Linked DNA regions of Mus musculus: regions 1 and 3 are each linked to region 2. Evidence: chromatin contacts called from ENCODE Hi-C or POLR2A ChIA-PET data. All regions are on one chromosome and are shown on one strand. Each heading gives the region's core, a stretch centred on a gene start or an enhancer-like site at or near the end of the contact. The rest is flanking DNA. Distances are from core to core; before and after follow the strand shown. Region 1 holds the start of Fbxw11 (F-box and WD-40 domain protein 11). Region 2 holds the start of Stk10 (serine/threonine kinase 10). Region 3 overlaps Stk10 (serine/threonine kinase 10).

Evidence for each region. A loop is a pair of places that touch in the nucleus more often than their neighbours do. ChIA-PET counts read pairs that join two places held with the same protein, here RNA polymerase II (POLR2A).
Region 1: POLR2A ChIA-PET joins it to region 2 with 22 read pairs in embryonic stem cell. The contact joins the promoter of Fbxw11 here to the promoter of Stk10 in region 2. POLR2A ChIA-PET finds 5 or more read pairs at or near these places in 4 of 5 experiments (Patski and embryonic stem cell).
Region 3: a loop to region 2 is called in a map of mature B cell, with 2.1 times the contacts of the local background. The contact joins the enhancer-like site here to the promoter of Stk10 in region 2. A Hi-C loop is called at or near these places in 3 of 37 maps with a recorded cell type or tissue (CH12.LX, mature B cell and mouse trophoblast stem cell). POLR2A ChIA-PET finds 5 or more read pairs at or near these places in 3 of 5 experiments (Patski and embryonic stem cell).

What each region holds. Positions count from the first base shown.
Region 1 is chr11:32,640,472-32,644,061 of GRCm38, forward strand. Fbxw11 (F-box and WD-40 domain protein 11) reads left to right here and starts at 2,084. Exons shown (of 13, transcript NM_001271347.1): 1 at 2,084-2,464. The coding sequence starts at 2,420.
Region 2 is chr11:32,531,283-32,535,098 of GRCm38, forward strand. It overlaps Stk10 (serine/threonine kinase 10), which reads left to right and starts at 1,984. Exons shown (of 19, transcript NM_009288.2): 1 at 1,984-2,277. The coding sequence starts at 2,122. It also overlaps a transcript of Efcab9 not described here.
Region 3 is chr11:32,599,596-32,603,528 of GRCm38, forward strand. It overlaps Stk10 (serine/threonine kinase 10), which reads left to right. Exons shown (of 19, transcript NM_009288.2): 10 at 1,146-1,276. Among named protein-coding and RNA genes, the nearest start is that of Fbxw11, 41 kb to the right of the region's middle. Within about 2 kb of position 2,448, at least 2 of the 3 ENCODE cell types and tissues checked have a DNase peak (open chromatin) inside an H3K27ac peak, as active enhancers do.

The DNA of each region.
Region 1 (3,590 bases), core at 834-3,333, 110 kb after region 2:
TACTACCACACTCAACATGTGAAGATTTTTAAAACAAGGAATGTGGTAGTCTAGGCTAGACAAACACATGGGAGGTTCATACTCATCCTGTGGCCCCTACATGCTATAGTGTATGAAAGGTCCTGGCATTTTCAAGGTCTTGGCTGCATTGGTGAAGCCTAATAGACTAGTCTTTCAGTATCCATAGAACTTCCCACACTCGATATGGGCTTGGACTTGCTTTGACTGATGCGGCAGTCAGACCTTGATAAGCATCTGCTGATGGCTCTTGCCCTTTTTTGAGCCACCCTCCAGAAGCTTGGGAGGCCCCATGTGTAACCTCAGCTGATATATATATCACATTGGTCCAGATGAGCTTGCTTAATTTACGTAATTGTATAAGATAATAAGCCATTGTTATTCTAAGCCACCACGCCTTGGAATGGATGGTTATGTCACAATAGGTAACTGAAACAAAGGTCATTTAACCTAACCTCCTCATTACACTTCTGACTGTCCCAAGTCCAGAAAGGGAAGAGAGTTTGGGGAAAACCAGACAGCAAGGTATTGGCAGTAACTCCAATTCTGGGCTTTTCCCAGTTGCTTTTCTTTCAATCTCTTGGTGAAAGCCACTAGATAAAGATTCAAAGTCTATCTGCAGGGGATTTACACTGTGATGTGGATGTATACAGATTACTGTAATGCCTTGCTCCCTGGGAATCGTTAGAGTACTAAGTCATCCTCTTTACAGGGGCAAAGAATTGAAACAAACTTGAGAAGCAGGCAAGCAGGCACTGCTACTGTGAAGTGGGCTGGGTACAATGAGCCAGGCCCTTGAGACACTTTATAACAGCTCTGACTGCCAGGTCTCCTGTAAACATAAACAACTTAACAGTCCGTCAACATTAGACAAGGCCATTCTGTGGCCTTAGCTTATGGATCAAGACAAAAACAAGACCACCCCATAATCATTTGTGAACACAGATAAAACATGGACATTGTCCAAGTCCCTGAAACACAGCTACAAGACTAAACACTTGAATCTGGCTAACAGGAGAGGCTGTCAACAATTACTGGATTAGTTTTAATCTAATATAACTTCCCATAGATAAGGCTGAGGTGCCCAGTCTTATACCCCCACTTCCCGGCAGTATCTGCTCCAAAGCCCCTTCAAATCCTTTTCTACATTACCTAAGGTCTCTTACTGAGACGTCCCTGCTTCATCATGGTGTATGTTCATTTCTACTTCAGCTAGGAAAAAACCCACCTTGTTCAACTATCAGCGTGTTCCTGGGGGCTTTTGGTTCGAGGGTATTGACAGACTTGGAAGTCACAAGGAGTTAGAGGTTCTCTGAAGTCTCTAGATGCGTTTCTTCATATCATTTCTAACTCTTAGTCAATGTCTGCTGTCTTCCCACTAGAATTAAGCTGAATAAGAACAGAGGTCTCTCCGGTCATTCCCAGTGCTTAGGGCAGTACTAGTAGAAACTGAATGCTTAAAAATAAGTGTCTTCGGCCGGGCGGTGGTGGCGCACGCCTTTGAGGAGGTGGAGGCAGGCAGATTTCTGAGTTCGAGGACAGCCTGGTCTACAAAGTGAGTTCCAGGACAGCCAGGTATACAGAGAAACCCTGTCTCGGAAAAAAAAAAAAGTGTCTTCAAAATGTATAGCTTCTTTCTCATGGCTCAGCTCCTCCCAGTCAGTGTGGCAGATCTCCACACACCGCTTTCCCAGCTCAGTCTCCAAACTCTTAGATGCCCATCTTCCTTTAATTGTGTCTTCGACCTCGCGGGCCCCCTCCCACACTTCCTAGTGCAACCTGGGACCCACCTGTCTCCACCATCTGTCCCTACCAAATGCAACACACACGGAACGGCAGCGCTGCAGCCTAGACGACTAGTGGGCACCGCAGACACCCACTGCGCATGTGCGGAGATCGCTCGCTCGCACTGCAAAGATCTCCGACAAGTGAGGAGTTGCCTCGGAGTTTCCGTCCAGGTCCGTGCGGCTACGGGCTGCCAGGAAGTCAGGAACGACCAACCGGAAGAAGACCTCGCGCGCGAGGATTTCTGGGACAAGTAGTCGCGGCGCTCGCGAGGCCCTATCGCGAGCAAGCCCTAGATACTCCAGCTCTGCACGTCCGGCACTCACAGCCCTGCGCTCCCCTAGGTGCTCTCTCCGGTGGCAGAAGCCGGCAGATTGGACCAAGCGGCTTCTTGCTCCCACAAAGCTGCGCGAGCCGCCGCGGCTGCCGGGAGTTGTAGTCTTCGCTGTGCGTCCTGCGTCGGCCGAGGGTGAGGGCGGAGCTGCGGGCGGCCCGGGCGGGCTGGCAGCTAGAGTGGGTGCGAGAGCTGCCTCCACCGCCGCCGCCGCCACCGCCTCCTCCGCCCGGGCCGATCGCTGCTGAGCGGAGAGAGCGAGGCGGGGCCGCCGGGGCCGCCATGGAGCCCGACTCGGTGATTGAAGACAAGACCATCGAGCTCATGGTGAGTGCGGCCCACTGGCCTTCAGTTCTTCCGGCCGGCCGGCGGCCGGGGGGCCTGCCCACCCCGGCGTCCGCGCCAGGCCAGCCCTCGTTCCCCGCCGCCTGGGCCCGGCCGCCCCCCTGCTATGGCTCGTTGCTGACGCTTCGCGCTCTTGGGCCGGCACGGCCTCCACTCCCCGCGGCTCCCCCAACCCCCTCCTTGCCGGGCTCCGGCCAGTCTCCGGCGCCCCAGCCTCGCTCCTGCCGGAGCCACTGCTCACTCTTGCCTTGCCATCACACTCTGTTTTTAGAAGGGGATTTCTTTTTCCCTTCCCTGGATTCCTCTGGCCGGGCCTGCATCGCGCCTCCCAGCCTCGCTCAAGCTGAGGGTGATGGTGGTGGAAGGGAGTCCGAGACCAGTTGGAGCCGCTTCGGCCTCCATAACCTAGGCGCGGGGGGTGGGGTGGGGTGGGGTGGGGTGGGTGGTAGGGGTGGGTCTCAGCACCCTCGCCCCAAGCTACCGCTGTATGGATGCCAGGATAGCCCCATTGGACTGGGATGTTGGGGGTGCCTACGAGTCTGAGGCTGTTCCGGATAAGGGGCCTATTTTCCGGGCCCCTGCGGTGTCAGGCTTCTTGGACAAAGGGTTTCCTACCCTGCCGTGAAGGATGTTTGTATAGCAAGGCCCTAGGTACTCTTGAATTCCATCCCCCAGGAAAGGGAAACCATAACTTTTATCATTTGGGAAATGAGAGGGGAGGGAGAAGAGGTCGCGCTCATCACTGCCACCCTCTCTTATTTTAATAATAAAAAATGGGAGGGGGGTTTCTTGGCCCACGGATAAGCAGCGATCCCTGTACTGTTAGGAACCATTGGTAGCCAGCCTGGTCAGGTCTCCCCGGACACCCCTAACCCGTTTCTGACCTCAGACTTGGTGCTAGAAAGGTTTTTGGAAACAGGACTCTGAGTCTGGGAAAGTGAAGGATTTGCTCATTGGCGGAAGAAATAAAGTATGGCTGACTGGTATTACCTGCCAGTTTGAACGTGAGGGAAATCAAACTGGGCCCAGGAGAGTTGGGGAGGAAATCAGCCTCTGCAAATGAACATACAAAGGGCTTCTTCCTGTGAAAACCTTGATAGTTTTCTTT
Region 2 (3,816 bases), core at 734-3,233:
TAGACTCTTTCATTGAGATAAACACATCAAAGGCACTATTTATCGATCTTACTCTTTTTTGGTGGTGGTGGTGTTTTTTTTTGTTGTTGTTGTTGTTGGTGGTGGTTTTTTGGTTTTTTGTTTTGTTTTGTTTTGTTTTGAGGCAGGGTTTCTCTGTGTAGTTCTGGCTGTCCTGGAACTCACTTTGTAGACCAGGCTGGCCTCAAACTCAGAAATCCGCCTGCCTCTGCCTCCCAAATGCTGGGATTAAAGGCATGCGCCACCATGCCCAGCTTGATCTTACTAATTTCTATTTTAAGTTGTTCCAGAAAGTAGGGTGGGGGGAAGGCACAGCCCTTCATTCACTAGATTAGTGTGAGGCTCTGTAGCCAGAGACAGTTGAGGAAAGAAACCCCGATTTAACAGAAGTTTCAAAGCAGCTTTGGTTCTGTTGAGCCTCCTTTTAACTCCAGCTACATAAGTTACACGCCCCCCACCCAAACACCTTACAAAACAAAAGTCACTCGTGATTTGGGGCAAGTTTCCGGAGTTGTGGAACTGTCCCTTTACGCCCCCACCCCCACCCCCTGCCACTGAGACCCAGCATTTTCACCACCAGAGTGAGATTCCTCATGGCTCTTTCCAGTCAGTCCCCGTGTCTGGGAGCAACTCCACAGCGTTGCCTTTTCTGGACCGGTCATAAAAATGCAGTCATACCTCGTGCGATCTTTGGGTCTGGCTTCTTTCATGTAGCAGGACATTTTTAACGGACCTTTCCATTTTTATCCTTACTTTGTTTTCTTTTGGAACTCCTGGAAATGGTTAGCGCATTCTGACCCTCTGTCCACCCGGTATAGCTGCACAGACTTCAGCAGGTCCCGCTCAACCGAGTGACAGATGTACACTTTGGCTGGTCCACAGGCTGACTCAACAAGAACAGTTTTGCATGACATTTTCTTCTTTTAATTATAAATTTTCCCCGCACTCATTTTGTGGTGGGAACAATTGGAACTGGAGCAACTTTTATTCCGGACGTCCTTAGCACACACAACCCTCTCCGCGCCTAGTATTCACTCTCCAGCCGGCTTTTCGAATGGGGGAACAGCATTTGGCGCGAGACTCTAGGGATATTTTCGAAGAGTCCGGACGAAGGGGACCAACAATTAAAACGCTTTCTCGAGTTAAGAGTGCCCGAGTGTGAGACACTCTTGTTCAGGATGGGAGGGTCTCCAGCATAGATTCTGCAGCTGCCCAGCCCCCAGCACAATCACTAGAACCCACGTTCTGATACCAAGCAAAGACGCTGTGCAAGATGCGGGACGCCCGCAGCCAAGGTAGAGAGGGATGAGGACCAGGATATAGGAGCACCATCCCAGAGATGACTCCGCTTTTATCTCTAATGGGGCTTTTTAATTCGCAAAATAACTAGAAAGTTTTACTTAATAAGGAATATATTTGCTAACCTACCATGAAGCCTAAAGGTCCTAAAGGGACTCTCGTTTCATGTCCAGCGTCCCGGCCGTTTGTGGCTGGCGGAGGCGGGGAAAGTCCGGATGGGCGTAAGCGCGGGGCTCTGCTTTCTGCGGGGCTCAGAGGCAGCACGAGACCTGCCTAGGAAGTGTGGCGAAAGCCACCTGGGACCGCGTGAACTTTGAGGCAAAGAGCACCGAGGACTGGGGTGAGTCCCGGGGCGAGGGGTGCGGGCATCTCGCGCGGGAAGCTGGCGAACCAAGCCTCAGCGGGAGAGTTCTGTGCGCTGATGCACCCACTCGGCACCGACGGCGGTTGAAAGACACCAGCTGAACCCCGGAGGTTTGGGGTTCCGGGAGGCGCAGCGGGCCCAGGGGCCGGCCACCCGGCGGACTACAGTCTCCAGAGTGCCCCGCGGCGCGGGCGGAGCCGCGAGCTCCCGCAGCCAATTGAGGGGTCTCGGGGCGCCGCAGAGCAGGTGGAGCCGGCGGGGACAGGCGCGCGCGCGGGTGCCGGGCGTCCTGCAGGCGGGTCTAGGAGGGGGCGGGGCGGGGCGGGCGGGCCGCGGTTCCTGCAGCTCCCTGTGGCCGCTGGCGCACTCGGCGGGTGCTGCGCTGCGAGGAGGGCGGCTCTCCGAAGCCGCGGGTCCTGTCGTCGCGCTCCTCATCCAGCATGGCTTTCGCCAATTTCCGCCGCATCTTGCGGTTATCCACCTTCGAGAAGAGAAAGTCCCGTGAATATGAGCACGTCCGCCGGGACCTGGACCCCAACGATGTATGGGAGATCGTGGGCGAGCTGGGAGACGGCGCCTTCGGCAAAGTCTACAAGGTGAGAGTTCCGATTGCTGAGCCTACCAGGTCCTGCGAGCCCCTGACCCCCACTCCCACCCCCCGCACAGCTGCTTCTGAGCACTTCCTGTGTGCCCTGTACAGGGCACAAAGGGACGTTTGTAGGATCGAGGCATCCCAGGGGGCTACCGGAGGCATCCCCAGGATCACGGTGATAGGGACACATCTTTTAAAGAGGGACTATACCGATGTTGTGGGAATATTCAGGCTCTGGGCTGTGCCTGCAAGGGTTGGGAGTTGAGGACACTTCTGAAGATGAGCCTACGATCGGTACTGGGGAGGTCAGAAGGGCCCTGGAGTAAGTGAGGACAGGCTTGGGATTAGAAGGCTCAACGGAAAGCGAGGACAGGGTCCTGTGAATGCAGCTGCAGGGCACAGATTTGGCTTCTAGTCGCCTGAGTCACCAGAGGCTCCCTGTCTGCAGTTACCTCTCCCCTGGAGGAAGACAGGCTGAGGAGGAGTGGGTGGGGCATAGATGATTCCATATAGACACGTGTGCAGACGGACAGCTCCTGGGGTTTGGTCCTCTGAGCCAATTCTGAGTGCCTGGGTTGTTGTTCAAAGTACCTAACTCATCTTGACTCCACCCTTTCTCATTTCCTCCTCCTCAACACCCTCCCCCTCCCCCGGCTTCCCCAACCAGGCTGCTCAGGCTGGTCTCCCAGATCTACTTGCCTCAGTCTCTGGAGTAGCTTGGACTGTAGGTTTGGCCACTACAGCATAGCATCCCCTACTTTTATTGGGAGACTCCCATAGTTCAGCTGTCTTAGCTGCCCTCCAAAGCCATATGTCATTGTCCTTGGGGCTTTGGTAGTTAGAGGCCTCACTGACCCTTTCAGGATGCTGGACCCCAGAAAGGGCTTTTCCAGTTCCCCAAGTCGGGCCATGCTCCCTTTGACTTGAAATTGATATGCTAGCGTTGGTCTGCTTCTCGCCCCAGAAGTGTGCTCCCTAGGAAAGATGCTATAGCATCCTTGGGAAGCTTGTAAGGAACTAAGACTCTCAGCTGGGCGTGGTGGTGCACACCTTCAATTCCTGCAGAGGCAGGCAGATCTGAGTCTGAGGCTAGCCTAATCTACAGAGTGAGTCCAGGACAGCCAGGGCCACACAGAAAAAAACCCTGACTCAGGGTGACACAAACAGAAAACCAAAGCAAACAGAAAGAAGCTTAAGACTCGGGCCCCACTCAGCACTCAGATTATAGTGCTCCAGCAGCTTGGAGCAGTAGCAGTTTGGAGGCCAGTCAGACCCTTGGAGACCTCCTCTCTGAGTTGTACTTCCTGTGGGAGGGCTGAGGAACCCCCACTAGGGCAAAGTTCCCCAGTGGGAGAGTCAAGCAGAGGTCACCTGGCCTTCCAACTGAATGGAACACTTTGGCTGAGGGGTTTCTCCATATTTGAGGGCTACCGGGCCAGTCTACCCTTTCATCGGTCCTCCAGGCCTTGCTCCTCTGCTGCATTCTAGTGATGTCAGGAAATGGTCCCCAGCCTCTCTCTCAGTCAGCTCTCTCTGATGCTGC
Region 3 (3,933 bases), core at 1,198-3,697, 69 kb after region 2:
GGAGGTGGCCAGACTTCGGGCTGGGCTCCTGGCCTTGTGTGCCTTTAGCCCTTTCCTTGTCCAGCAGCGAGGAGGAGTCACCCCCTTCCTTGTCTGCCTCCAGCAGTTCTGCTAAACTTACTGTTGGCCACCTGAACCCCCAAACATCGGCTGATGTGGGAGATCTGGGGGAGAGAGTGATTGACGCTGTGCACTTCCCTGTTACCTTCTAAGATTTGCTCAGTATAAAACACATGGTAGGAAGATGGCACATCTGTCAAGTGCGAGGCCATGAGGGTAGGAGCAGCTGACAGCTCCGTAGGAGCAGCTGGAGCAGAAAGAAGCTCGCTCAAGCGGGAGCCTCCTTGGAAGCTTTTTGTTTTATTTCTTCAGAACTGACACAATAGTCATGTAGTTGCCCAACCGTGGCCAGCAGCTTTTATATAGAAGTGTCTTGTACTTCTTGGGCCGGAGATGTGGTCCAATGGTAGAGTGCTTGCATTAGGTATATGTGGCCCTGGGTTCAGTCCCCAGAACCATTAAAAAAAAAAAAAAAAAAAAAGGCAGTAAGTGTTGAGAGCCCAGGTGAGATACTCTGGGCAGAAGCATACAGAACAAGGAACCAATTCTTAGCCTGCCTGGCGTAGCCACTCCTCTTGAAGGGGCTGGAAAGCCCTTGGGCTATGTAGCAGAGGCAGGGTTAGGTTCTAGTATGAAGGGCCTTTGGAGCTGGTAGAAAATTCAGAGTCAGTGGGCAGGACAGAGGCCATCAGAAAACCAGTACCGGCCCCTCTCAAAATCCTCAACTGAGTTAGAACTGAACATTTCCAATGGGCAACACATACCGTACCACCATGACACCTTAGAGAGGGCCAGGGAGTCCTCTCCAAGCAGCCTGTGTGGACTGCAGTTATTCGGTCACAAAGCTGGCAGTGGTCAGTGAGGGTGAACACACAGCTCTTTTTTATGTCAGGTCTGGGTTTTGCAAGAAGCCCTTAGTGAGTTAAGAGCCTCTCTCGTACCAGCAGAAGGTAAGTGGCCTAAGGCCAGAGGCTTAGGCCTTGCTTGGCAAGCTTGAGGAAGGGGGACAGTGGATGGCCACATCCTTCCTGAGCCCAGGCTGCGGACCTTACTCTAGCTGAGTTCCAGCACGTTCTCGTTGCCAGGGCTCAAAACTGCACAATAAGACCCTGAAACGGACCCGCCGGTTTGTGGTGGATGGTGTGGAGGTGAGCATCACCACCTCCAAGATCATCAGCGAGGATGAGAAGAAAGACGAGGAGATGAGATTTCTCAGGCAAGTCCAGGGAGGCACCAGCGTGGGGACGGGCGGGTGCCCTGGGAGTGCCAGGCATCGACCTTGTGGGTGGGACGGCTGTCCGTCCATGGCGTGAAGTGGGGGGAGGGGCTGAGGCAAAAGAGTGCGTTTGAGACCCTTTCTCCTGCATTCATGTACTCACACATCCATCTGTCCGTCTGTCTGTCTGTCACTTGTCCGTCTTCTCACTCGTCCACATGCCCAGTGTCCCATCTACTCAACCTCTATACACATAGCCATGTCTCTGCTCCTCTGCCTAGCAACCTAATCCCCATCCATGCATCCACCCATCCATTGGCCTATCCATCTGTCCTCTCATTCTTCCAGCTGTCTACCCACCCATCTACAGACCACCTGACTGTTCATCTATATTTTCTTCCACTTATTTGTCCATCCATCCATCCATCCACCCATCCATCCATCCATCCATGTATTTATCTGCCCACCCATCTGTCCACCCAGTTATCCATCTATCTATCCACCTACCCATGTCTGTACTAATGTCTAATATAGTAATGTATTAATGTACTCATGTCTATACCCATCTATCTGTCCAACCATCCATTTAGTCCATCCATCCACCCACCTCTTCAGTTATCATTCATCCTACATCCACCCAACTATCCACTCCTGAATCCTCTTCTGGGGGGGGGGGCAGACTGAAATCCAGATGTGTGAAGCGATGCCCCGTGTCACGTTTATACCTATGGGTCCCAAACACAATACACAGGCTAATTCGTGGTTGTGCTGTACACTGTGAGGATACACAGAGTGATGTAGTAGTCAGTGCCTGAGCTGGGCACAGGCTGTTCTCAGGGACCTCCCCACCACCACCCTGAGCTGAGCTTGTGGAATAAGGTGAAATCCCCAGAGCTAGGGCATTTGGAGGGAACCTGTAGTTGCTGAGGCCCTGACGAGTGCCTCTTGATTTATATCAGGACCTTAGAGAACAGGGACTCCAGGCCAGAAGGAGAGTGGGACTGTGGTCTGTGGGGGCCAGACCTGAGCTTTGTGTGCTTCGAGGGAAGGGTGAAGGATTCCAGGCTCGGCAGGAGGGGAGGTGACACATAGTGACAGGCCCTGATGTCCCATCTGGCCACTGGGGCTGTCTAAGACTATCAGCCTCATGCTAGGCTGAGCAGGGCAGGGCTGGGCTGGGCTGGGCTGGGCTGGGGCGGAGGCCAGCAGGGAGCAGAGGTCGGATTCAGTGAACATCTCAGAGGCAGACCAATGAGAACGGGAAGGAGTGGCCAAGAAGGGAGGTACAAGGCAAGCCAGCCACTTAACTGAAGTAGCCTCTCAAGCTCCTGTTGTCACTAACAGCCTTGGGGAGGGAGGAGGGGGCTGTTCCTCACACCGTGTCTATTGGCAGATAAACTGCAAGCGTTGGGTCTCTAGTTGACAAGTGAGATTCTGCCTAAGTTTTCAGTGTTTAGCGCCTTCCCGGGACTGCGGGTTGTGGGCATGAGGATGCTCGGAGCTCCCTGAGACCAGGGCTCTGCAGAGGCCATCATTGCTTTGGAGGAAGCATCCAGCATTCCAGAATAGAAATAGTTTAGGATGTTCTAGGGATTTCCTCCAAGTCTTGGCCAGTGGAATGAAATTTAATTATAAACGACACTGTTAAAAACATCCTTTAAAAAAAAAATCACGGGGGGAGGGTATGGGGGACTTTTGGGATAGCATTGGAAATGTAATTGAGGAAAATATGTAATAAAAAATTTTTAAAAAAAATCACGGGCTGGCAAGATGGCTCAGTGGTTAAGAGCGTCGACTGCTCTTCCAAAGGTCCCGAGTTCAAATCCCAGCAACCACATAGTGGCTCACAACCATCTGATGCCCTCTTCTGGAGTATCTGAGGACAGCTACAGTGTACTTACATATAATAAATAAACAAATCTTTAAAAAAATGAAAAATAATTTTAAAAAATTTTAAAAAAATCACAGCCGGGCGTGGTGGCACACGCCTTTAATCCCAGCAGTTGGGAGGCAGAGACAGGTGGATTTCTGAGTTCGAGGCCAGCCTGGTCTACAGAGTGAGTCAGGACCGCCAGGGATACACAGAGAAACCCTCAGAAAAAACAAACAAAACAAACAAACAAACAAAATCATGTATTTTTTAAAAATGTTTGAAAAAATCCTTATTCAGCCGGGTGGTGGTGGTGCACGCCTTTAATCCCAGCACTTGGGAGGCAGAGGCAGGCGGATTTCTGAGTTCAAGGCTAGCCTGGTCTACAAAGTGAGTTCCAGGACAGCCAGGACTACACAGAGAAACCCTGCCTCAAAAAACCAAAAAAAAAAAAGAAACAAAAAAATCCTTATTCAATCCAGAAGTGAAACTGGGGTGCCAAAAGGCTGTAAGATATTGCCAGTATCTTCCAAAATGTTCTTCTAATTTATATCAGTATTGCCTGGAGTATGAATTCTTCTATATACCTATAGTTGCCTTTTATATTTTTCTTTTATATTTGTATCTCATATCAAAGTTTTCTTGTTTCTGCACTTGTTTGCTTTATGTCTGTCCATATTGTGTACCACTTTTGGGGGTGGTAGATAGTTCCTTCCTCCTTACTGATTTGTAAGTGTTCTTTATATATGGAGGACACGCACCTTTTTGTCAGTGGTTATTGAATGAA